Linked DNA regions of Homo sapiens: region 1 is linked to region 2. Evidence: chromatin loops called from intact Hi-C (ENCODE). Cell type or tissue: endothelial cell of umbilical vein. All regions are shown on one strand. Links, peaks and the distances in the headings refer to the core of each region. The heading gives the core; the rest is flanking DNA.

Evidence for each region. A loop is a pair of places that touch in the nucleus more often than their neighbours do. Peaks named below come from ENCODE experiments on the same cell type or tissue, not always from the same donor. Only the 100,000 strongest peaks of a DNase experiment are listed, where the experiment ranks them.
Region 1: it touches region 2 in a loop (6-fold over the local background); 11 of 110 quality-filtered maps call a loop at or near these places.

Annotation. Positions count from the first base shown.
Region 1 is chr18:21,710,231-21,722,696 of GRCh38, forward strand. LOC124900411 (small nucleolar RNA SNORA81) reads right to left here and starts at 1,889; the gene lies at 1,720-1,889. It also overlaps a transcript of MIB1 not described here. In endothelial cell of umbilical vein, for the core only: no CTCF peak of the experiment used is centred there; no DNase peak of the experiment used is centred there; H3K27me3 peaks cover 273 bases.
Region 2 is chr18:21,663,661-21,676,126 of GRCh38, forward strand. ABHD3 (abhydrolase domain containing 3, phospholipase) reads right to left here. Exons shown (of 9, transcript NM_138340.5): 5 at 458-570. Among named protein-coding and RNA genes, the nearest start is that of MIR320C1, 14 kb to the right of the region's middle. In endothelial cell of umbilical vein, for the core only: no CTCF peak of the experiment used is centred there; a DNase peak (open chromatin) is centred at 6,271; H3K27ac peaks cover 628 bases.

The sequences.
Region 1 (12,466 bases), core at 2,785-10,784, 48 kb after region 2:
GATTACAGGCATGCACCATCACGCCCAGCTAATTTTTGTATTTTTTGTAGAGACGGTTTCACCATATTGGCCAGGCTGGTCTAGAAATCCGGACCTCAAGTGATCCGCCCGCCTGAGCCTTCCAGAGTTCTGGGATTACAGGCGTGAGCCACTGCACCTGGCCTTGAAATACTTTATTGGATAAATACAATACTAAACAAAATTCATTCAAATACTTTCCCCAAAAAATCAATTTTTGCCCAGGTGCAGTAGCTCACACCTCTGATTCCAGCACTTTGGGAGGCCAAGTTGGGAGGATTGCTTTAGTCCAGGAGTTTGAGACCAGCCTGGGCAATATACTGAGACCTTATTTCTACAAAAAATTTAAAAATTAGCCAGGTGTGGTAGTGCATGCCTGTAGTCCCAGCTACTTGGGAGGCTAAGGTGGGAGGATCGTTTGAGCCCAGGAGTTCAAGACTGCAGTGAGGGATATTCACACCACTACACTCCAGCCTGGGTGACAGAGTGAGACCTTGTCTCAAATATATAAGGCCTTTCTATTCAGGCCAATGACAAACACAAAAAAGATAGATATGCTAGTTTAACATAATTGACTGATTTTTTTTTTTTTTTTTTTTTTGAGATGGAGTCTCTGTCGCCAGGCTGGAGTGCAGTGGCACGATCTTGGCTCACTGCGACCTCTGGCTACCTGGTTCGAGCAATTCTCCTGCATCAGCCTCCCAAGTAGCTGGGATTACAGGCATGTGCCACCATACCCAGATAATTTTTGTATTTTTAGTAGAGACAGGGTTTCACCATGTTGGCCAGGCTGGTCTTGAACTCCTGACCTCAGGTGATCCACCTGCCTCGGCCTCCCAAAGTGCTGGGATTACAGGCGTGAGCCACTGAACTTGGCCTAATTGGCTGATTTTATACAGCACTTATATCTTTTAGTCCACAAGTATATTATTAAATGATAGAGAATACCTAATACTACCATTTCTACAGAACTAGGAAATAAATTTCTAAGAAAGAAAGATTTTCCAGACCCCACATTTTATTTATTTATTTATTTTTATTTTTATTTTTTGAAATGGAGTCTCACTCTGTCACAAAAGCTGGAGTGCAGTAGTGCAATCTTGGCTCACTGCAACCTTTGTCTCCTGGGTTCAAGCAATTCTCCTGTCTCAGTCTCCTGAGTAGTTGGGATTACAGGTGCCTGCCACTACGCCCGGCTAATCTTTTTGTATTTTTAGTAGAGATGAGTTTCACCATATTGGCCAGGCTGGTCTTGAACTCCTGACCTCAAATCATGCGCCCACCTCGACCTCCCAAAGTGCTGGGATTATAGACATGAGCCACTGCGCCCAGCCAGACCCTATCTTTTATATCCACCCCAGCAATCTAACTCTAAAGAGGATAAAGCCGATGACTTTCCTCACAAGAGCTCACGACTTGTGTCACTTTGGTATCATAATCTTTCTTTCTTTCTTTTTATTTTTTTGACAAGGTTTTGCTCTGTCACTCAGGCTGGCATGCCATGGTGTGATTATGGCTTACTGCAGCCTCGACCTCCCAGGCTCAAGTCATCCTCCTGCCTCAGCCTCCCAAGTAGCTGGGACCACAGGCCCATGCCACCATGTCTGGCTAAGTTTTTTCTTTTTTATAGAGACGGGGTCTTTCTGTGTTGCCCAGGCTGGTCTCGAACTCCTGGGCTCAAGCAGTCCTCCTGCCTTGCCCTCCCAAAGTGCTGGGATTACACGTGTGAGCCACTGCGCCTGGCCTCACCCTAGTCTTTATAATCCAATGCTGTTACGTTTATTCTTCTGTGTACTCTGCTAGCATTATCACAAAAACCAAGATATGGTCCTAGTTTCTGCGATTTTAGCACAGTGCTTATACAGGAAGTTGTTTATTTTTAAAAATCCTGATCAAGTCTGTACCTGAAACAACAGACCTAAAGCAGCACAGTTGTCCTTTATAGGTTGGTATAAAATGCTCATGAAGCTCTTTGTCATTTTTTTTCTAATTCTATTTGTATTTCAAAGGAGAAATCAGAATTGCACAGAGAATGTGTGGTAGGCAGACCCTAAGGAGACCCCCAGTGATCTCTGCCTCCTGGTGCCCTTCTCCTGGAGTGTGTATAGGACCTGTGATTCATTTCCAACCAATACGATAGAGATAGCAAAGGTAATGGGATGTCAACACTCCTGTGATTATACTATGTTATATAAGACTCCTTAGCAGACTGGAGCTAGACTGTCCTTTCAGCCTTGAGGAAGCAGCCATGTGAACTGCCCCAGAGAAAGCCACATAGCAGCGAACTGTAGGCAGCCTCTGGGATCTATGGGTGGCCTCCATCAGACAACTGCAAAAAACACTGGTGACCTGAGTCCTGCAACTGCAAGGAAATGAATTCTGCCAACAACCTGAATGAGTATGGAAGGAGATTCTTTCCCAGTCAAATCTCCAGATGAAAATACAGCATGGTCAACGTTTTAACTTCAGCCTTGTGAGCCCCTGATCAGAGGACCCAGTTAAGTTGTACCTGGACCTATGACCCATGGGAACTGCTAGATAAGAAATGTGTTGTTTGAAGCTGCTAAGTTGGTGGTAATTTGTTGTGCAGCAATAGAAACCTAATAGAGAATATAAAAGGGTCCTACAAAATCATTTAAAGATTAATAAATATTAATGGCTCTTTTTTTTGCCCACCAATGTATCTATTATAGGAATATTTTATATTTATTATTATTATTTTTTGAGATAGGGTCTTGCTCTGTCACCCAGACTGGGGTGCAATGGTCTGAACACCTCTTACTGCAGCCTTGAATCAGTCTTGGGGTCAAGCAATCCTCCCCACTCAGCCTCCTGAGTAGCTGGGACTACAGGTGTGCATTACCATGCCCAGCTTATTTTTTTATTTTTGTTTTTGTTTTCATAGAGACAGGGTCTCACTATGTTGCCCTGACTGGTCTTGAACTCCTGGCCTTAAACAATCCCCCCATCTCAGACTCCCAAAGTGCTGGGATTACAACCCTGAGCCACCAAGCCCATCTGGAATAAATTAAATTTCCAGATGGAAAATAAATTATTTAATTAATAAATTAAAGAACTCTGGGCCAGGCGCGGTGGCTCACGCCTATAATCCCAGCACTTTGGGAGGCCGAGACAGGTGGATCATGAGGTCAGGCATTCAAGACCAGCCTCGCCAAGATGCCAAAACCCCGTCTCTACTAAAAATACAAAAAAAATTAGCCGGGCATGGTGGCACGCGCCTGTAATCCCAGCTACTCGGGAGGATGAGGCAGGAGAATTGCTTGAACCCAGGTGGCAGAGGTTGCAGTGAGCTGAGATTGCACCACTGCACTCCAGCCCGGGCGACAGAGCAAGATTCTGTCTCAAAAAAAAAAAAAAAAAAAAAAAAAGCTTAATTAAGACAAGTTCTCATTATGTTGAACTCCTGAGCTCAAGTAATCCTGCCACCTTGGCCTCCCAAAATGCTAGGAGTACAGGCATGAGTTACCATGCCTGCACCCCTCTCCTTTTTTTTTTTTTTTGTATTTTTAGTAGAGGTGGGGGTTTCACCATGTTGGCCAGGCTGGTCTTGAACTCCTGACCTCAAGTGATCCACCCTCCTCGGCCTCCCAAAGTGCTGGGATGACAGGTGTGAGCCAGCACACCTGGCCCCATTTTCCATTTTTTAAATTACACAGGAAATTCATTAAGTCACATTCCTTACAGGATGAAATTTGGAGAAAATTTTTAATAGGAGCACAAACAGCTATAATGCAGGCTTGTTTGCAGCTGTGGCCTTGCCCAGTGTAACAAGATGTTAAGTAGTGCTTTCCCTCCTTCTCTGGAATTGGTGAATGCAGTTCATATCCATGCACAGAGGAGTCAAGTACCAAAAGCTGTGGATCTACACAGATCTCCAGGGTTTAGTAAGAAATGTCTGAGCTGGCCAAATCGCCCAAAGCCATCACTCTAGGTGCCTCCTCCTCCTCCCTGCCTACGTAACAGACCAGAGAGGAAGAGATTAGCAGAGTTGTGAATTGTTGGACTGGGAGTTTCATTGCAAATGTCCTCTTTGCAGAAAGTGCACAAATGCTAGATCTCTTGGTGGTGAATACGTGAGTTTCATGCTGGGAGTAGGGAGGATAGGGCATGGGGAACAGGTAGTGTGAAATAGGTGGATCCACAGACCTCTACACTGCATAATTTCTGAAAGACCCACTCCTGCTCAGTATATTTTAATTAGCTCCCCCATCTCTGTCTCCACAGTTTCTTTCTTCTCCAGGAGTCTCCTTCTCCAGGGTCCTTGGGAGTTAGTCTCAATGTTGGCCTTTCGGTGCACTACAACTCTCTTGCATAGTATCCTCCCATGCTGAATCTGGGTTGGCCTTGTGATCTGCTTTACCAATAAAGGGAGTTGGAAATGACACTGAAATTTCTGAAACTAGTCTTGTGGTTTCCAAATTGGCCTTCCACAACATGCACTCTAGGGAAACCAACTGCCATGTAAGAAGTCCTACTCCTCTGGAACCAGCATGCTGTGAGGCTGCTCATATTGAAATACCTGATCAGGAGCTTTCTGCTCCATCAGCTGCTACTGGAGAGGAAAAATAGCTCTGTGTCCTCATTATCTCAATTTTGGTAGCCTAAAAGACCAGATGATGAGAATTGCAGAGCTTTGGCCCTAGCTCATGAAAAGGCAGTAAATTGGGGGGGATCACCCCATGGAGGATCATGGCAGACAGGAGATAGGACTAGATTGCAGCTCCCACTTGGGCAGCAGTGTGTGGAGTCTCGCTTCGTGAACTTTTGCTCTAGACCTACTCCAGGAATAAATCAGAAAGTTGAGAGAACCCATGAACCCTCTGGAGAAAGTGGATTGCTCCTGTAGGACCCAGGAGACACTCCAAATACTGTGCTGGTATCCACAGCTGAGAGACCCACAGATGGCTCATATCACAGGACTCTGTGCAGACAACCCCAGTACCAACTCAGATCCTGGTAGACTTGCTGGGTGGCTAGATCCAGAAGAGAGATAACAGTCAGTACAGCTTGGCTTTCAGGAAGCCACATCCATAGGAAAAGGGAGAGAGTACTACATCAAGGGAACACCCTGTGGGACAAAATAATCTGAACAACAGCCTTCATCCCTAGACTTTCCCTCTGACAGAGTCTACCCAAATGAGAAGGAACCAGAAAACCAACTCTGGTAATATGACAAAACAAAGTTTTTCAACACCTCCAAAAAGAAACCACACTAGCTCACCAGCAATGGCTCCAAACCAAGAAGAAATCTCTGATTTACCTGAAAAAGAATTCAGAAGGTCACTTATTAGGCTAATCAAGGAGGCACCAGAGAAAGGTGAAGCTCAATTTAAGGAAATTAAAAAAAAAATACAAGAAATGAGAGAAATCGTCAGTGAAATAGATATCATAAATAAAAAAAATCAAAACTTCAGGAAACAATGGATGCACTTATAGAATGCAAAATGCTCTGGAAAGTCTCAGCAATAGAATTGAACAAGCAGAAGAAAGAACTTCAGAGCTCAAAGACAAGGTTTTCGAATTAACTCAATCCAACAAAAACAAAGAAAAAAGAATAAGAAAATATGAACAAAGCCTCTAAGAAATCTGAGATTATATTAAATGACCAAACTTAAGAATAATTGGTGTTCCTGAGGAAGAAGAGAAATCTAAAAGTTTGGAAAACATATTTGGGGGAATAATCAAGGAAAACTTCCCTGGCCTTGTTAGTGACCTGGACATCCAAACACAAGAAGCTCAAAGAAGACCTGGGAAATTCATTGCAAAAAGATCATTGCCTAGGCACATTGTCATCAGGTTACCTAAAGTTAAGAAGGAAGAAAGAATCTTAAGAGCTTTGAGGCAAAAGCACCAGGTAACCCATAAAGGAAAACCTATCAGATTAACAACAGATTTCTCAGCAGAAACCCTGCAAGCTAGAAGAGATTGAGGCCCTATCTTCACCCTCTCTAAACAAAACAATTATCAGCCATGAATTTTGTATCCAGCAAAACTAAGCTTCATAAATGAAGGAAAGATACAGTCTTTTTCAGATAAACAAATGCTGAAAAAATTTGCCACTACCAAACCAGCACTATAAGAACTACTAAAAGGAGCTCTAAATCTTGAAACAAATCCTGGAAACACATCAAAACAGAACCTCTTTAAAGCATAAATCTTACAGGACCTATAAAACAAAAATATAATTAAAAAACACAAAAAGCAAACGTACACAGGCAACAAATAGCACAATGAATGGAATAGTACCTCACATCTCAATACTAATGTTTAATGTAAATGGCCTAAAAAATGCTCCACTTAGGCTGGGCACGGTGGCTCACGCCTGTAATCTCAGCACTTTGGGAGGCTGAGGTGGGCGGATCACGAGGTCAGGAGTTGGAGACCATCCTGGCTAACACGGTGAAACCCTGTGTCTACTAAAAATACAAAAAAATTAGCCGGGCATGGTGGCGGGCGCCTATAGTCCCAGCCACGCAGGAGGCTGAGGCAGGAGAATGGCGTGAAGCCGGGAGGTGGAGCTTGCAGTGAGCCAAGATGGCGCCACTGCACTCCAGCCTGGGGGACAGAGTGAGACTCTATCTCAAAAAAAAAAGCTCCACTTAAAGGATACAGAATTGCAGAATGGATAAGAATTCACCTGTCAACTATCTGCTGCCTTCAAGAGACTTACCTAACACAGAAGGACTAAGCAAAAAGAAAAAATCTGGAGGCATCACATTATCTGATTTCAAACTATATATTATAAGGCCATAGTCACCAAACAGCATGGTACTGGCATAAAAATAAGAATATACACCAATGGAATAGAATAGAGAACCCAGAAATAAACCCAAATACTTACAGCCAACTGATCTTTGACAAAGCAAACAAAAAGAAAGTGGGGAAAGGACAACCTATTCAACAAATGGTGCAGGGTAGCCAAATGTAGGAGAATGAAACTGGACCCTCATCTCTCACCTTATACAAAAATCTACTCAAGATGGATTAAGGACTTAAATCTAAGACCTGAAACTCTAAAAATTCTAGAAGATAACATTGAAAAAACCCTTCTAGGCATTGGCTTAGGCAAGGATTTCATGACCAAGAACCCAAAAGCAAACACAATAAGAACAAAGATAAATAGCTGAGACTTAATTAAACTAAAGAGCTTTTGCACAGCAAAAGGAACAGTCAGCAGGGTAAACAGACAACCCACAGAGTGGGAGAAAACCTTAACAATCTATACATCTGACAAAGGACTAATATCCAGAATCTACAATGAACTCAAACAAATTAGCAAGAAAAAAAACAAACAATCCCATCAAAAAGTGGGCTAAGAACATGAATAGACAATTCTCAACAGAAAAAATACAAATGGCCAAAAAAATATGAAAAAATCCTCAACATCACTAATGGTCAGGGAAATGCAAATCAAAAACACAATGCGATGCCACCTTACTCCTGCAAAAATGGCCATAATCAAAAAATAAAAAATAGCAGATGTTGGCATCGATGTGGTGAACGAAGAACACTTCTACACTGCTGGTGGGAATGTAAACTAGTACAACCACTATGGAAAACAGTGTGGAGATTCCTTAAAGAACTAAAAGTAGATCTACCATTTGATCCAGCAGTCCCACTACTTGGTATCCATCCAGAGGAGAAGTCATTATACGAAAAAGATACTTGCACACACATGTTTATAGCAGCACAATTCACAATTGTAAAAATATAGAACCAACCCAAATGCCCATCAGTCAGTGAATGAATAAAGAAACTGGTATTTATATACAATGCAATACTACTCAGCCATAAGAAGGAATGAATTAATAGGATTTGCAGCCACCTGGATGAGATTGGAGACTTATTCTAAGTGAAGTAACTCAGGAATGGAAAACCAAACATTGTATATTCTCATTCATAAGTGGGAGCTAAGCTATGAGGATGCAAAGGCATAATAATGACACAGTGGACTTTAGGGACTCAGGGGGAAAGGGTGGATAGGGGGTGAGGGATAAAAAACTACAAATTGGGTGCAGTGTATACTGCTTGGGTGATGGGTGCACCAAAAATTTCACAAATCACCCCTAAAGAACTTACTAATGTAACCAAACACCACCTGTTCCGCAATAACCTATGGAAATAAAACATTTTTTTAAAAAAGAAAGAAAAAAATAGCTGGTCAGCTCCCACTGTTTCTGCCAACCCAGCTGAAGTGTCAGACATGTGAGTAAAGAAGCCACCTTGGAATGTTCAGCCCAGTGAAATCTGTAGATGACTTTGGCCTCAGATGTCATCTGACTGCAAACACACAAGAGACATCAAGCAAGAACTGCCCAGTTGAGCCCAGCCACCCTACAAAAATCTGAGAGCGAATTATGCATTGTTGTTTAAGTAACTAAGTTTTGGCTGAGTTCTTACGCATCAATAGTTAACCAAAACTATGGCCAACTATCTTGGGTGAGTTACTGGCAAGACAGGTTCAAGTTCAGGCACCTTCCTTGGTGTTAGTAGACAAAGGACCATGTGGGGCTGGGTGCAGTGGCTCATGCCTGTAATCCCGACCCATTGGGAGGGTTATGAGGTGAGGCCAAGAGTTCAAGACGAGTCTAGTCAACATAGTGAGACCCTCATCTCTACAAAAACAATTTTAAAAAATTAGCCAGGCATGGCTGGGTGTGGTGGCTCTCAGCACTTTGGGAGGCCAAGGTGGGTGGATCACCCTAGGTCGGGAGTTTGAGACCAGCCTGACCAACATGGAGGAACCCTGTCTCTACTAAAAATACAAAATTAGCCGGGAGTGGTGGCGCATGCCTGTAATCCCAGCTACTTGGGAGGCCGAGGCAGGAGAATCGTTTGAACCCAGGAGGCGGAGGTTGCAGTGAGCCAAGATCATGCCATTGCACTGCAACCTGGGCAACAAGAGCAAAACTCCGTCTCAAAAAAAAAAAAAAAATTTAGCCAGGCATGGTAGCTACTTAGGAGGCTGAGGTGGGAGGATTGCTTGAGCCCAGGAGGTTGAGGCTGCAGTGAGCTATGATTATATCACTGCATTCCAGCCTGAGTGATAGAGTGAGACCTTGTCTGTGAAGAAAAAAAGGACCATATGAAATCATATAAGTCGGTAATTAATTTTTATTATATTTTAGATACTGGCCTCAATAGATGGGAAGTATTAAAAATCTCAGAAACAGAGTTTAAAAAAAATTTTTTTTTGATATGAAGTCTCGCTCTGTTGCCCAGGCTGGAGTGCAGCGGTGCGATCTCTGCACACTGCAACCTCTGCCCCCTGGGTTCAAGTGATTCTCCGGTCTCAGCCTCCGGAGTACCTGGGACGATGGGTATACGTCACCACGCTGGGCTATTTTTTTTTTTTTTTTTTGTATTTTTAGTAGAGATGGGGTTTCACCACATTGGCCAGGCTGGTCTGGAACTCCTGACCTCATGATCCGCCCTCCTTGGCCTCCCAAAGTGCTGGGATTACAGGCATGAGCCACTGTGCCCGGCCCTTTTTTACTTTTTTCTAAAAACTCACTCCTATTTACACAAAAACAGACCCTTTAATATAGTTTGAGAAGCACTGACTTAAAATTTTCTCATTTCTAATAAGTCTTCCTTGATATTGTTGTCATTGATAAAAGTTTCAAAGTAAAATTTTCCTAACTAAACAATGGAAAAGCTTATGTATACACATTTATACTAGCAACCCAAATATGAGATATCTAAGAATAAAACGTTTAAAAAAAGATTTATAAGACGTTTTGCAGAAAACTTTGGTCACATTTGAAGGATAGTATGGAACCTGTTCATTAGTCCAAATAATACTAAATAAAGGGAAAGAAACCAGCATTTCCTGCCTTTTCTATATCAATCATACCTCAGGATAACCAAATAGCTTTGAAGGAAAGTTCTTCTGCATAGAAGAATTCCAGCTAACAAAATGAAGGAATGGTAGAAATAGAATATCACTATGTTGTAACCTTTAATAAAATAATTATAGGTCTAGTAAATGAGTATCAATAGCTGTTTATGCCATAAAAGCTAATGGGGACATTTTAAATAGGTGAATGAGGATGACAATTCTCCGAATCAATCTGACCATCAGGAACACATGATCATCCAGAAATTAAGGGTATCCTGCAGAGATAAACAACACTTCAGGGATGTAATTAGGAAAATCCAGAATATGGAAAATTCTATAGGTCAAACAATCTGGCTTATTAAATACATTATTTTCAAATAATTTTTTTTTTTTTAGAAAGTGGAAGGGGAACTTGTAGAATCAGAGGTCTATGCAATGTGTAACTCATGATTGGATCCTGATTCAAAGCAAACAAACAGAAGAAAAAAATGGAATTACCTGAGACAATCAGAGAAATGTGAAGACACTGGATATTTGGCGAAGTTAAGGAGTTACAAGCCTGGCACGGTGGCTTATGCCTGTAATCCCAGCACTTTGGGAGGCTGAGAGGGGTAAATTGCTTGAGGCCAAGAGTTTGAGATCAGTCTGGGGAACAGAGGGGGACCCCGTCTCTACAAAAAATAAGAAATAAAAAATTAGCCAGGCATGGTGGTGTGCACCTGTAGTCTTAGCTACTTGAGAGGCTGAGGCAGGAGGATTGCTTCAACACAGGAGTTCGAGGCTGCAGTAAGCCATGATCATGCCACTGCACTCTGCACTCCAGCCTGGGCAACAAAGTGAGAAGCCATTATCTTAACAAAAGAAATCTAGTGAGAAGTGGGTGTGGATTGAGATGAAACAAGGTTGCTGCAACTGAGTGATGGTACTGGGGTACATGGACATTCATTGTACTAGTCTTTCTAAATTTGTATATATTAGAAATTTCATGTAATAAAAAGTTATTTTTCCTGTAAGAGATTTTTTTGAAAGATTTAAACATTTTAAAGAAGTTTTTTTTTTTTTTTTTTTTTTTTTTTTTTTTTTTTTTTGAGACAGAGTCTCCTTCTGTTGCCCAGGCTGGAGTGCGATGGTGCGATCTTGGCTCACTGCAATATCCGCCTCCCAGATTCAAGTGATTCTCCTGCCTCAGCCTCCTAAGTAGCTGGGATTACAAGCATACACCGCCACGCCCAGCTAATTTTTGTATTTTTAGTAGAGACAGGGTTTCGCCATGTTGGACAGGCTGGTCTTGAACTCCCGATCTCAAGTGATCTGCCCGCCTCAGCCTCCCAAAGTTTTGGGATTACAGGCATGAGCCACCGTGCCCAGCCTAAAGAAGCTTTAAAATTATGATTTTACTAAAACTTATTTTTGTGACTGGGATAGTATCTGATAGAATTTGGGGAGAGGAGGGAGAGATGTGTGTCAAGGGAATATTTTTTGGGGAAAATACCAAGTTGTGAAGGAAGAAACTCAGGTATCTTTGAAAAGCAATTGTGTATGTATGACATTATTCATTTTCAAGAGGCATTTGTAATAAAACTGTAGCTTGTGGGTAGGGTGAAAAATGCTCTTTTAGAGTATAATTATGTTTAAAAATATATTTTAAATAAATTTGAAAGTGTTTGAATAATTCTAAACTTAGAGAAAAGTTGCAAAGATAGTACAGGGTTCCCATATTGATCACCTGGTTGTCTTCATTAATATCTTACATTACTGTGGAGTGTTGGTCAAAACTAGTAAACTAACACTGATACATTACTATTAACCAAACTCCAGACTTACTTGAATTTTACTAGTTTTCTATTAATGTTCTAGAATCTAATTCAGGGTCTATCATTGCATTTACTTGTCATGTCTTCCTAGTTTCTTCTGGTCTGTGATAGCTTCTTAATCTTTCCGTGTGTGTGTGTGTGTGTTTTTAAGACGGGGTCTTGCTCTGTTGCCCAGGCTGGAGTGCAATGGCGTGATCTCAGCTCACTGCAACCTCTGCCTCCTGGGTTCAAGCGATTTTCCTGCTTCAGCCTCCTGAGTAGCTGGGATTATAGGCACGAACCACCACACCTGGCTAATTTTTTGTATTTTTAGTAGAGATAGCGTTTCACCATGTTGGCCAGGCTGATCTCGAACTCCTGACCTCGTGATCCACCTGCCTCGGCCTCCTAAAGTGCTGGGATTACAGGCATGAGCCACCACGCCCGGCCCAGTCTTTCCTTGTTTTTATTTTTATTTTTTATTTTGAGATGGAGTTTGCTCTTTTGCCCAGGCTGGAGTGCAGTGGCAGGATCTCAGCTCACTGCAACCTCCACCTCCTGGGTTCAGGCAATTCTCTTGCCTCAGCCTCCTGAGTAGCTGAGATTACAGGCGCCTGCCACCACACCCTGCTAATTTTTGTATTTTTAGTAGAGACAGGGTTTCACCATGTGGGCCAGACTAGTCTTGAACTCCAGACCTCGTGATCTGCTTGCCTCAGCCTCTCAAAGTGCTGGAATTACAGGCATGAGCCACCATGCCTGCCTCTTTCCTTGTTTTTATGACCTTGACATG
Region 2 (12,466 bases), core at 1,524-9,523:
ACAAAACAAAATACCACCTGGGGAAAAATAATTTTGAAGGCCACTGCAGCTGGAGAGAGCAATAAGTGATTATTTCTGTAACTGGAGTGATGAAAGTCATGCTACAAGTTCAGCTTCAGAACGCAGCTCCAGGGATGGCTGGGAGTGCGTCAGGAATCAGAAGGTCAACATGGCAGCCGGTGAGTGATGCAATCGACTTCATGGGCTTCAGACAAACCTTCAGGCTCACAAAATCCGCAGTCACAGAGACCCGTAGTTAAGAAAAATATTAAAATTCACCTGAATTAATTCTTTCCTTCCTTCGTTCATTCAATCAACCGCATTTAATAAAATATGATAAACATAATCAGACATTTATTTAAAAAGTGTCCATACAGCTAGCTTATAGTCCTCTCAAAGAGACAGCCAATAAAATAGCTTCCCTCTCAGAGATTATTTTAGAAAGGGAAAACCTTACCCTCCCATTGAAACCCCTGCTGCCAGGAAAGGAGCAGAAGGGTACAGGCTGTGTACATGGTGAATAACTGTCTCCAAGTCTTCAGTGTTAGCACAACAATAAGTCCTTGGCGTCTGGAAGTAGTGACAAGTAAAGCACAAAAATTACAATGTGAGGTTAATGATTTGTAAAATGCAGAAATGTAAACAGGAGCAAGGAGTCATACATATGAGAAAATAACCTTTGTTTGCACATACTGTAGTATTAATAATTTATCATTTTCCTGTCTTGCAGCGCACATACATGCCATTTAAAGTCAGCACAGTTAGAGTTGGCACTAACAAAAAGACCATGAACATGCAAGGAAGGCTTGATGCAGATGGGGCAAGACCAATACAAATACCTTCAATTAAACAAAGTACCATACTCAAACGTGTCTCCAACTTAACCAGAGCAGTTTAGGAAAAAAAGCAGAGAACTGTGCTTTCTATTAAACAAAAAACAACCTGTACCCTCAAAGACAAAATAACCTTTTTTTTTGTTTGTTTTGGAAAGACAGAGTCTTGCACTGTCACTCAGGCTAGATTGCAGTGGCATGATCACAGCTCACTGCAGCCTCGACCTCCCAGGCTCAAGCAATCCTCTGACCTTAAACTCCCAAGTAGCTGGAACCACAGGTATAGGCCACCACAAACAGATTTTTAAAAAAATGTTTTGTAGAGACAGGGGGGTCTTGCTATGTTGTCCAGGTTGGTCTTGAACTCCTGGGTTACAGTGATTCACCTGCTTTGGCCCCCCAACGTGTTGGGATTATAGGTGTGAGCCTGTGCCTGGCCCAAAGTAACTTTAAAAATATTATTATTTTTGAGATGGAGTTTTGCTCTGTTGCCCAGGCTGGAGTGCAGTGATGTGATCTCGGCTCACTGCAACCTCTGCCTCCCAGGTTCAAATGATTTTCCTGCCTCACTCCCCTGAGTAGCTGGGATTACAGACACCCACCACCATGCCCGGCTAATTTTTGCATTTTTAGTAGAGATGGGGTTTCACCATGTGGACCAGGCTGATCTTGAACCCCTGACCTCAAGTGATCCGCCTGCCTCAGCCTCACAAAGTGCTGGGATTACAGGTATGAGCCACCACGTCTGGCCAAAAAAAATTTTTTTGAGACATGGTCCTGCTCTGTTTCTAGGCTGGAGTGCAATGGTATGATCACAGCTCACTGTAGCCTCGACTTCCTTGTTCAAGTGCTCCTCCTGCTTCAGCCTCCTGAGTAGCTGGGACTATAGGCATGCACCACCATGCCTGGCAAATTTTTTATTTTTTTGTAGAGACAGGATCTTGCTATGCTGCCCAGGCTGGTCTCAAATTCCTGAGTTTAAGTAATCCTCCCATCTTGGCCTCCCAAGTAAAATCATTATTTATTAAAAAACAAACAAGCAGCCAGGCGCAGTGGCTCACACCTGTAATCCCAGCACTTTGGGAGGCCAAGGCAGGTGGATCATGAGCTCAGGAGATGGAGATCCTGGCTAAAACAGCGAAACCCTGTCTCTACTAAAAATACAAAAAATTAGCCAGGTGTGGTGGTGGGCGCTGTAGTCCCAGCTACTCAGGAGGCTGAGGCAGGAGAATGGCGTGAACCCGGGAGGTGGAGCTTGCAGTGAGCTGAGATCACGCCACTGCACTCCAGTCTGGGTGACAGAGTGAGACTCCATCTCAAAAAAAAAAAAAAGCAAAAGGGGCTTTTCAATAGTGTACCCCAAATCCCCAAAATTTTAAATTGTAGCTCATTTCTAACTGGGGAACTGTTTTCTCCACCTTGAGTGCTGTCTGCCAATGAAAGAGTATGGTTTCCTAGTGCTGTCTTCACTCTAGATAAAGCAATCTACGGTCTAATTTATTAACTGAATATTTTCTTTTATTTTTAAATTTATTTTTATTTTATTTATTTTTTTTGAGATGGATTCTTGCTCTGTCGCCCAGGCTGGGGTGCAGTGGCACAATCTCAGCTCACTAGTACCCCTCTGCCTCCTGGGTTCAAGCAATTCTCCTGCCTTAGCTTCCTGAGTAGCTGGGACTGCAGGTGTGCACCAGCTAATCTTTATTTTATTTTATTTTTGAGACACAGTCTCGCTCTGTTGCCAGGATGGAGTGCTGTGGCGCGATCTTGGCTCACTGCAACCTCTGCCTCGCGGGTTCAAGCGATTCTCCTGCCTCAGTCTCCTGAGTAGCTGGGACTACAGGTACGTACCACCACGCCTGGCTAATTTTTGTATTTTTAGTAGAGATGGGGTTTCACCATGTTGGCCAGGCTGGTCTCTAACTCCTGACCTCATGATCTGCCCGCCTTGGCCTCCCAAAGTGCTAGGATTACAGGTGTGAGCCACCGTGCCCGGCCTATTTTTTTTGAATTTTTAGTAGAGACAGGATTTCACCATGTTGGCCAGGCTGGTCTGGGACTCCTGACCTCAAATGATCTACCCGCCCTGGTTTCCCACAGTGCTGGGATTACAGGCGTGAGCCACTGTGCCTGGCCAAACATTTTCTTTTCTAATAGTATGTATATACAGATAGCCTCAGCTGTACTACACTGCAGTAGACACTTAAAATATTAAAATATGTAAAGTTGACCATGCTTCAATATATAACACATTTAAACACATGGTTTTCATGTGAATGTCATCAATAAGGGCTCTGTTTATAGCAGAAAAGCATCACGGATGCTTCACTTGAGATCTGGGAGGAGGGGGCAATCCTCTCGGTAGAATATATGTGAGTGTGTGTGTCAGAATTAAGTATATGTGCGAAAAAATAACCAGAAATTTAATAACAAGGAGAGGAATCTGGTAACATTACTCTAAGAAAACATGGAAACTAGTTATCTACACCACCCAATTTCACTATGTCAATTAACCATGATCATGCTAGGAAAGTTTTGTATCACCCACTGTTCAATCACTAATGAGTAGCCTGAGAAAATTACATTTTTTTTTTTTTTTGAGACAAGTCTCGCTCTGTCGCCCAGGCTGGAGTGCAGTGGTGCGATCTCGGCTGACTGCAAGCTCTGCCTCCTGGGTTCACACCATTCTCCTGCCTCAGCCTCCCATGTAGCTGGGATTACAGGCGCCCACCACCACACCCTTTTTTTTTTTTTTTTTTTTTTTTTTTGAGACGGAGTTTCCCTGCTGTTGCCCAGGCTGGAGTGCAATGGCGAGATCTCGGCTCACCGCAACCTCCGCCTCCCAGGTTCAAACAATTCTCCTGCCTCAGCCTCCCGAGTAGCTGAGATTACAGGCCTGCACCACTATGCCTGGCTAATTTTGTATTTTTAGTAGAGATGGGGTTTCTCCATGTTGAGGCTGGTCTTGAACTCCTGACCTCAAGTGATCCGCCCGCCTCAGCCTCCCAAAGTGCTGGGATTACAGGCGTGAATCACCGCGCCCAGCCGAAAATTATAATTTTTAACAATTGCCTCAATTAAACTCATCCCTAAAACACAGCCTATTCCCTACTGGCATCTTTTGGAATCTGCAAACATGACTCTCTGAAAGAAAAACGTTAACCTGACAATATTTCCGATGGCTAACATTTATTGGATCATTAAATTTGTGTCCACAAAACCCTGAGGAAGATCCCAGTGTATCTATTTTATAAATGAGGAAACTGAATTTAGAGAGGTTAAATAACTCCTGTAACATCTTAACAGCTACTAACTGACTATGCTCCGACACTTAAAAAAAATACTTTTTGATTGAATGCACGTCAATCACAAGGGGCGGGGGGCACAAATTCAACGTAAAATCTAAATAGAAAATATCTTCTAGTGGCCAGGGGTGGTGGCTCACTCCTGGAATTCCAACACTTTGGGAGGCTGAGGCTGGTGGATCACCTGAGGTCAAGAGTTCGAGACCAGCCTGACCAACATGGTGAAACCCCATCTCTACTAAAAATACAAAAATTAGCCGGGTGTGGTGGCAGGCACGTGTAGTCCCAGCTACTCAGGAGGCTGAGGCAGGAGAATGGCACGAACCCAGGAGGCAGAGCTTGCAGTGAGCCGAGATCACACCACTGCACTCCACCCTGGGCAACAAAGCAAGAATCTATCTCAAAAAAAAAAAAAAAAAAAAGAAAGAAAAAGAAAAGAAAATATCTTCTACTATGCTCATTCATAGTGACTTCAGAATTTGTCATGAGAACCTGGGTGATGAAATCATCCTTACTCAGCATTTTTATTGCAGGTGAGTCTATTCACACTGCACAGCTTTAAAATTTCTGAATTATTTATGAATAGTCCCCAATATATATTCTTATTATATAGGCTTTAACTATATGTGTATATGTAAGAATGCATACATATAGACACATACAGAGTTAGGGCATAAGAAAAATGCCCTAAGGAAAATTGCTAGGATCACAGAATCTTTGTGTCAAAAGGACCATAGATGTCACTTGGTTCCTTATTTACACATAAGGAAATTAAGGCCTGGCAAGGTTGAGTAATTTGCCAAAGGTCACAAAGTAGCAGAGCCTGCGTTATATGTTTGTAATAAGAACCTAATTCTTGTAAAGCACCAGGGTTCCATGAGGTATACAGTGAATAAATCATTATCTGGTACCCTCAGATATAGGGGCTGATTTTTCCCTAAACGTTTTTCTCCAAATAGATTGCATTAAGATCAACACTGATAATATTGCCAATGAAGGAGTGTGGATTTCTGGCACTGCCTTCATTCTAGATAAAGCACTATACAATCTGACATATTATTTTCTTTTATAATAGTATAGCCGTATAGCCCCAGCTGTGCTACACTGCAATAGACACTTAAAATGTTAAAATATGTAAAGCTAGGCAGGTGTAGTGGCATATGCCTGTAGTCCCAGGTACTCGGGAGGCTGAGGTGGGCCAATCGCTTGAGCCCAGCAGTTGAGAGCACCCTGGGCAACACAGCAAGACCCCTGTCTCTAAATTAAAAAACAACAACAACAAAAAAAACCCACACCCAAAATTAGCCAGGTGTGGTGGAGGATCACCTGAGACTGGGAGGTAGAGGCTGCAGTGAGCTGTGATCATGACACTGCACTCCAGCCTTGGTGACAGACTGAGACTCTGTCTCAAAATGAGTAAATAAACTATATAAAGCTCCTTATGCCTCAATACATAATGATCCAATGGTAAAGATCGACAGTTTCCAGAACTCTGAGATTCAGCAAATCTAGAACCTTTCCATCATAGTCGGCCTCCTGCTAGCTCCTCCCCTGGCGGCTCTGCTAGCTTTCCATTTCCTACCCAGTCTCTCACTTTTCCCCCAACCCCAAATGCAGGTAGGTATTCATTCCCAAAAGTTTTGTCTTAGGCTTGTATCTGCTTATTTTCTGGTCAATACCCAGTTCTTGAAGCTCTTATCTACTCCCCTATCTTCATCAATCACCTCTCCCCAGTGACTGAACCTAAACCTCCACTGTCACTTTCATCCTCAGCTCCAGATTCAAATTTCCAAGTTCCAGCAGGCAGCTGCCCTGTAATGTTCTACCAGTACTTCAGACTCAACATGCACGAAGATTAACCCATTTTCCTCTTCATGAAAACTCCCAACGCTTCTCCTAACTTCCCATTTCCCTATAAATGGCACTTATATTTTCCTAGTTAAAATTGTGGGCGACATGGCATTCTCCCTCTCCCTTAACTGCACAGCTGATAAACTGCCCAATCCTGTAGCTTCTTCCTCCTCAGTGAAAGGAAACTCCTCTCGAGTACAGGGCTGGTAAGTTGGATTCTCTCAAAAGGGGCCCTGAAGCAAGGATGTGAGTGCCAGCAGTTCATATGGAAGGCGACACCAGGAAGCACCCGCGGGAGAGTGGCAGAGTGAGTCAGGAAAGGCAGGAAGTCAATAAGAAAATGATACCAGGCAGTTTATGGCTGTGGGCAACTGGGACTCAAGTCCTTGGGATAGTCTGGGAGACTGTTGAACAAGGCTTACAATGATCCCCACTGAGTGGCAAATGAGCTATTTATCCACCAATTCCCTTTTAGCCACTGGTTGAAGCCTATCCTGGAGGATGTTAACGCCCCGGTACTTCTGGTCTGCCCTAAGTGCAGTTCCAGCAGGCTCCGATGGCTAGAGAAGGCCCCCAGTCACAGAGATGCAGGAAGCCCTCAAAAAGGCATACGTGGGAATGGTAAGTGCCAAGGGGGTAAGGATGTAGCACCAGCTGTCTTTGCTACAAGGCCTTTTTGCCTCTCACCTGGACTGCCACAAAACTGGTTAACTCCCAGTTTTTCTTGATAATCATTCATAATCCTACATCATTAATCTACACTATCAGATTAATCTTCCTAATGAACACTTGCAGCTGTAATCATGACAGTCTTTCTGCTTAAAATTTCTCATTAGCTTTTCACTGCCTACTGAATTAAGCCTCTGCCAAGCATTCAAGACTTTCCACAATATGACGCCGAGCAATCCTTCCAGCTCTGTATTTTATTATTTCTCCAAATGTACAGATGCAGACCAATGGGATACTGTTCTCTTGCCTGCTAGGCCCCTTAATATCCTTGCCACCTGTGACCTTCACCTGCCTGGTGTCCTTCTCTGTCAACCTTGCCTGTTGAAATTGTGCATGGAATAAATGTCACAAGAAGGCTGGGCATGGTAGCTCATACCTGTAATCCCAGCACTTTGGGAGGCTGAGGAGGGTGGATCACTTGAGGTCAGGAGTTCGAGACCAGTCTGAACAACATGGTGAAACCCCCTATCTACCAAAAAATACAAGTTAGCCAGGTGTGGTGGCACATGCCTGTCATCCCAACTACTTGGGAGGTTGAGGTGGGAGGATTGCTTGAACTCGGGAAGCAGAGGTTGCAGTGAGCCAAGATCGTGCCACTGTACTCCAGCCTGGGTGACAGAGTTAGACCCTGTCTCAAAAAAATAAATAAATGTCACAACAGGTGAGACTTGGCCCCTGTCCTTTAGGACCTCACAGCTGTTCTCAATCCTGCTAATTGCCCTGTCCAGCCTGCTCCATGCCCTATCCCATGTGAGTCTCTATCACTGTCTTTTCACCTCTAGCTTTGTTAATAAACCCTTGTCAAACTGAACTGACACACAGGACTAAAAGGGAGGAGACCTGATTAACTAATAAGTTCTGATATACACAACTATGCAGTTCTATCGCACAGCCGCTTGCTGCTTGATGGGTTCCAACAGGAAACATCATCTGTCTTCTTTCTTCACAGGAGCTGAAGTTAGAAATAAGCACAGCCTACAGAACTTGGGACCCATTAAAGAATCACCCAGAATACACAGCAAAGACATTTATGGGGCAGTATATTGAATTGATAGGCTTTGCAGAAACTGTCTCCAGGCCTGAAGATACAACTAGAAGCCTTTTAGACAAAAAACTCTGGTTAAATTCTGTTACTCGGGCTAGTAATGCAACTGGCAGCTATCCTTCTGGTAGATGAAATCACATCTAATCAGAAGAGAGACGAAGGAAGACCTGGGAGGATTCTGCTGGGTGGTGAAACTCCTTCTGGGTGGGATGAGGATGGGAAAAATGTAAAAAATCCAAAAGATATATCACTTCCAGCAGATATTTGGACATAAACATTCAATAAGTTAGAATAATTTGATGATAATTACAAGCCAAGGTTGTTTAAATTATCCAACTGTGACTATGATCAGAGAGCAATGACAGTAATTTATTTATTATCATTATTATTTTTTATAGAAATGAGGTCTCACTATTTTGCTCAGGCTGGTCTCAAACTCCTGGGCTCAAGCAATCCTCCTGCCTCAGCCTCCCAAAGTATTGGGATTACAGGCGTGAGCCACCATGCCTGGCCAACAACAGTAATTTAATGGCTGAAAGAGGTTAGTTTTAAAAGATGCATTGAAGAGAATGAAATATCATTAATTACTATTATTCATATATAATAGAAAAACAATAAAGCATATATTTTATATTTACCTATGGACTACATCTAATTTATCCTTCTTAATCAACTAAGGGCTTCTTAAAAGCTGACAAGCTGATTTCTCCTGACAGTTTTCTTGTACCAGATTTAGAAAATCTGTTTCAGAATTTAAAATTCTTTTCATTAAAAAAACAATTTTTGACCTAGACTCAAATTTTAAAATTCCCTCTGTTAATCAGGTAGCCAGACTCTCCCTAGCTATTCTTGGAGGAGATTAATTTGCTACTCTGCAGTGGAAGCCATAACTCAGAATCCTTCTCTTTCAGGGCTGGGGTTACCGCACTTCCAATGCTGAACTAAGCTATCGAGAATTTTAGTTTTCTGTCCAGCAAAGTGAAATCTGAAAAAGACACACGAATGCCTGGTAAAAAAATCATTTACGTTTCATATTAACTGTAATGTTTGATGATCATCAGGATCTTAGAATATTTCATTGAGTATTCCTCTCTCAAGTACTTAATGATTTGCACTCAAATATTGGATAAGATGCATTTAAATGAAGTCTGTGATTCCTGTGTGGATGTGGGCCTCCCCAAGAGGAACAATGCTTTTAAAATAGGACTAATTATGCTCCTTAATTGATCTCTACAGTGTGATGTGGTTTTCATTCCACCCATCCCCTGTCCAGTACCTAACAAATTGCCTAAGTTGTCCCTAGGAAAATTGATTTTATTTTTGGAATATGAGTTAATTAAATAATGAGTCAGACAGAAGAAAAATTACTTGCACATAAATAAAACCAGCAGTTTAATGAACCATCATTTCACCCAGTCATTGATAGACATATTAAATGACCATTGTCTAAATTTGCCTGGGAGTTTGCTAATTTTAAAAATCAACTACCCATAAAACAAAGGGCCCCAGGAAATATCCTGGCCAGCTTTGAGGCTGGCCTCTGTGTCACATTCCTGCCAGCGCTCCAGATGGCAGCCGTGCATGCTCATGATGTCAGGTTATACAAGCTACACCAATAAATGAGCAGTTTTGTTAGTGGCTTAGAGCAGGTCAGCCAGGAATTATTTTCAGTCCAGGCTCCTAAGAGGCAAATCTCGTGACTCACCTGGGTCATGGAGGCTATCACATGCAGGACTACTCATCACCTCCCAGGGATTTTCAGCCCTGTTTGTACATTAGACTCACCAAGAAGTGTTTATTTAAAATAAATTACAGATACCTGGACTCCACCCTTGACCAAATGAATCAGAATCTCTGGGGGATGGGGTTCAGGGATCAATATTTTTTGAGATGGAGTTTCGCTCTTGTTGCCCAGGCTGGAGTGCAGTGGCACGATCTCAGGTCACCGCAACCTCCGCCTCCCAGGTTCAAGCGATTCTCCTGCCTCAGCCTCCGAGTAGCTGGGATTACAGACATGCACCACCACACGCTTGGCTAATTTTGTATTTTTAGTAGGGACGGGGTTTCTCCATGTTGGTCAGGCTGGTCTGGAACTTCCGACCTCAGGTGATCCACCCGCCTTGGCCTCCTAAAGTGCTGGGATTGCAGGCGTGAGCCACCGCGCCCAGCTGTTTTTTGTTTTGTTTTGTTTTTTGTTTTTTTGAGACAGCATCTTGCTCTGTCACCCAGGCTGGAGTGCAGTGGCAGTCTCGGCTCACTGCAACCTCCGCCTCCTGGGTTCAAGCAATTCTCCTTCTTCAGCCTCCTGAGTAGCTGGGATTAGAGGCACCTGCCACCATGCCTGGCTAATTTTTGTAGTTTTAGTAGAGAAGGGGTTTCACCATGTTGGCCAAGCTGGTCTCAAACTCCTGGCCTCATGCAATCCACCCGCCTCGGCCTCTCAAGTGCTGGGATTATAAGTGTGAGCCATCACACCTGGCCAGGGATCAGTATTTTTCAATGCTTCCCAGGGGACTCTAATGGGTGGCCAGAGTTGAGAACCTCTGCAACAAGAGAATAAGTAGGGTGAGAGCTAAGCCAAGGAGGATGCTGCAGTGGTAAGAATGGTAAAACCTTTCTTGAGTGACTTGGGAGAAGGGAAATCCAGTTCTATATGGGTCTGAACTCTTGGATTCCTTGAAGTGTATGGGGAAGTACTCCCAAACATCTCATACCTTACAGGATCACCTGACACATATTAAGCATGATACCTAGCTATTAAATTATTATTTCTAAAACTCTTCCATTATTCAACAAAACATTCTTTCTTTTATTTTGAACTTTTTTTTTTTTTTTTGAGCTAGGTTCTTGCTCTGTTGCCCAGGCTGCAGTGCAGTGGCATGATCATGGCTCGCTGCAGCCTCAACCTCCTGGGCTCAAGCGATCCTCCTGCCTCAACCTCCTGAGTAGCTGGGACTACAGGCACGTGCCACCATGCCCATATCCAGCTAATTTTTAAATTTTTTGTAGAGACAAGGTCTCATTATGTTGCCCAGGCCTGTCTCCAACTCCTGGGCTCAAGTGATCCTCCTGGCTTGGCCTCCCAAAGTGCTGGGATTACAGGTGTGAGCCACCACACCTGGTCACAATCTTCTACGTTTAAAATTTTTGTTATTATTGGACTGCACCTATCAATGTTGGGAGAAAATTCTCAAGGATTAAATGTGTTCACACCTACACCTGGCTGAGACCAGCCTTCCTGGGTTGTTATATAGAGGAAGGTAAGGGGAGCAGGAACAGGTTATTTTTGAAGCATTTAGGAAAGGGCCGACTTGGGTGCAACAATATGTCCAGTAGGGAGGTACTGCATGTGAGAAAGGCACTGCCTGAAGGTAGAAGTTTGAAACTGAATTGTGCCTTGGCTGGCCCTGACCTCTATACCCCTCCTCCCTCTGGCTATCAGGGAGGTCCTTTAATCCTTTCTAAATGCCTTCTTCAGAAAATGGCCCACAGTGGGGTGGGGTGGAGGAACTGGAGGGATGGGGTGGGGGAAGAACTCTAAGTCCCTCCTACACTACTAGCTTCCATGGAAAAGCTAGTAGAAAACAAAAACAGATTTCTCTAAACCTGAGTCCTTAACCCCAAAGAATCTGAGGTTGGAGGGACGATCCTCTCTCTGAAAACCCTCCTTCCATCTATCCCCAGATTTTCAGGCTGACTTGACTGGAAGCCAGTACTGAAAGGTCAAGACACCAGGCTGCACAGCCTGAGTTCCTGCCGTGAGACCACTCATCAGCTTTATGACTTCTGATTGTCACCCCACTTCTCCAGAGGTGTCCTCATCTGTGGAATGAGGTGGGTTTTTTTTTTTTTTTTTTTTTTTTGAGACTGAGTCTCGCTCTGTTGCCCAGGCTGGAGTGCAGTGGCATGATCTCGGCTCACTGCAACCTCTGCCTCCTGGGTTCAAGCGATTCTCCTGCCTCAGCCCCCCGAGCAGCTGGGACTACAGGCGCCTGTTGCCACGCCCAGCTAATTTTTGTGTTTTTAGTAGAGACAGGGTTTCACTGTGTTAGCCAGAATGGTCTTGATCTCCTGACCTCGTGATCCACCCACCTTGGCCTCCCAAAGTGCTGGCGTTACAGGTATGAGTCACCGCACCCAGCCTGAGGTGGTTTTGTTTTGTTTTGTCTTTGAGGATTTGTGGACCTCTGAAGTAGAGCCATTCAAAATGCCAGTTCAGGATAAGCTGCTGGCATCAGAATGTAAATCAGCAAGCTGCTTCTCTCATTAAGGAAATATTGCGATGAGGGAAAAAAAGTCAGCTTATCTAAAAAGTGTACAGAACTGAAATTGGTTTATGTGCTTTTAAAGTATATTAACCATTATTTAAAAAAAAATAATTTACAGGCCGTGGACCTGGTAGCTCATGCCTGTAATCCCAGCACTTTGGGAGGCCAAGGTGGGCAGATCACTTCAGCCAAATTTCAGTTACACAGGAGGCATAAGTTCAAGGGATCTATTGTACATCATGGTGACTATCATTAATGGCAATGTATTATATACTTGAAAGTCTTCCCATGGTGGAGGGAGAAAGCTCTGATGTCTCTTCCTCTTCTTCTACAGGCACTAATTCCATCATAGGGACCCTGCCTTCATGATCTCGCCTAAGCCTAACTACCTCCAAAGGCCGTGCCTCCTAATACCATCACCTTGATGGGTTAAGG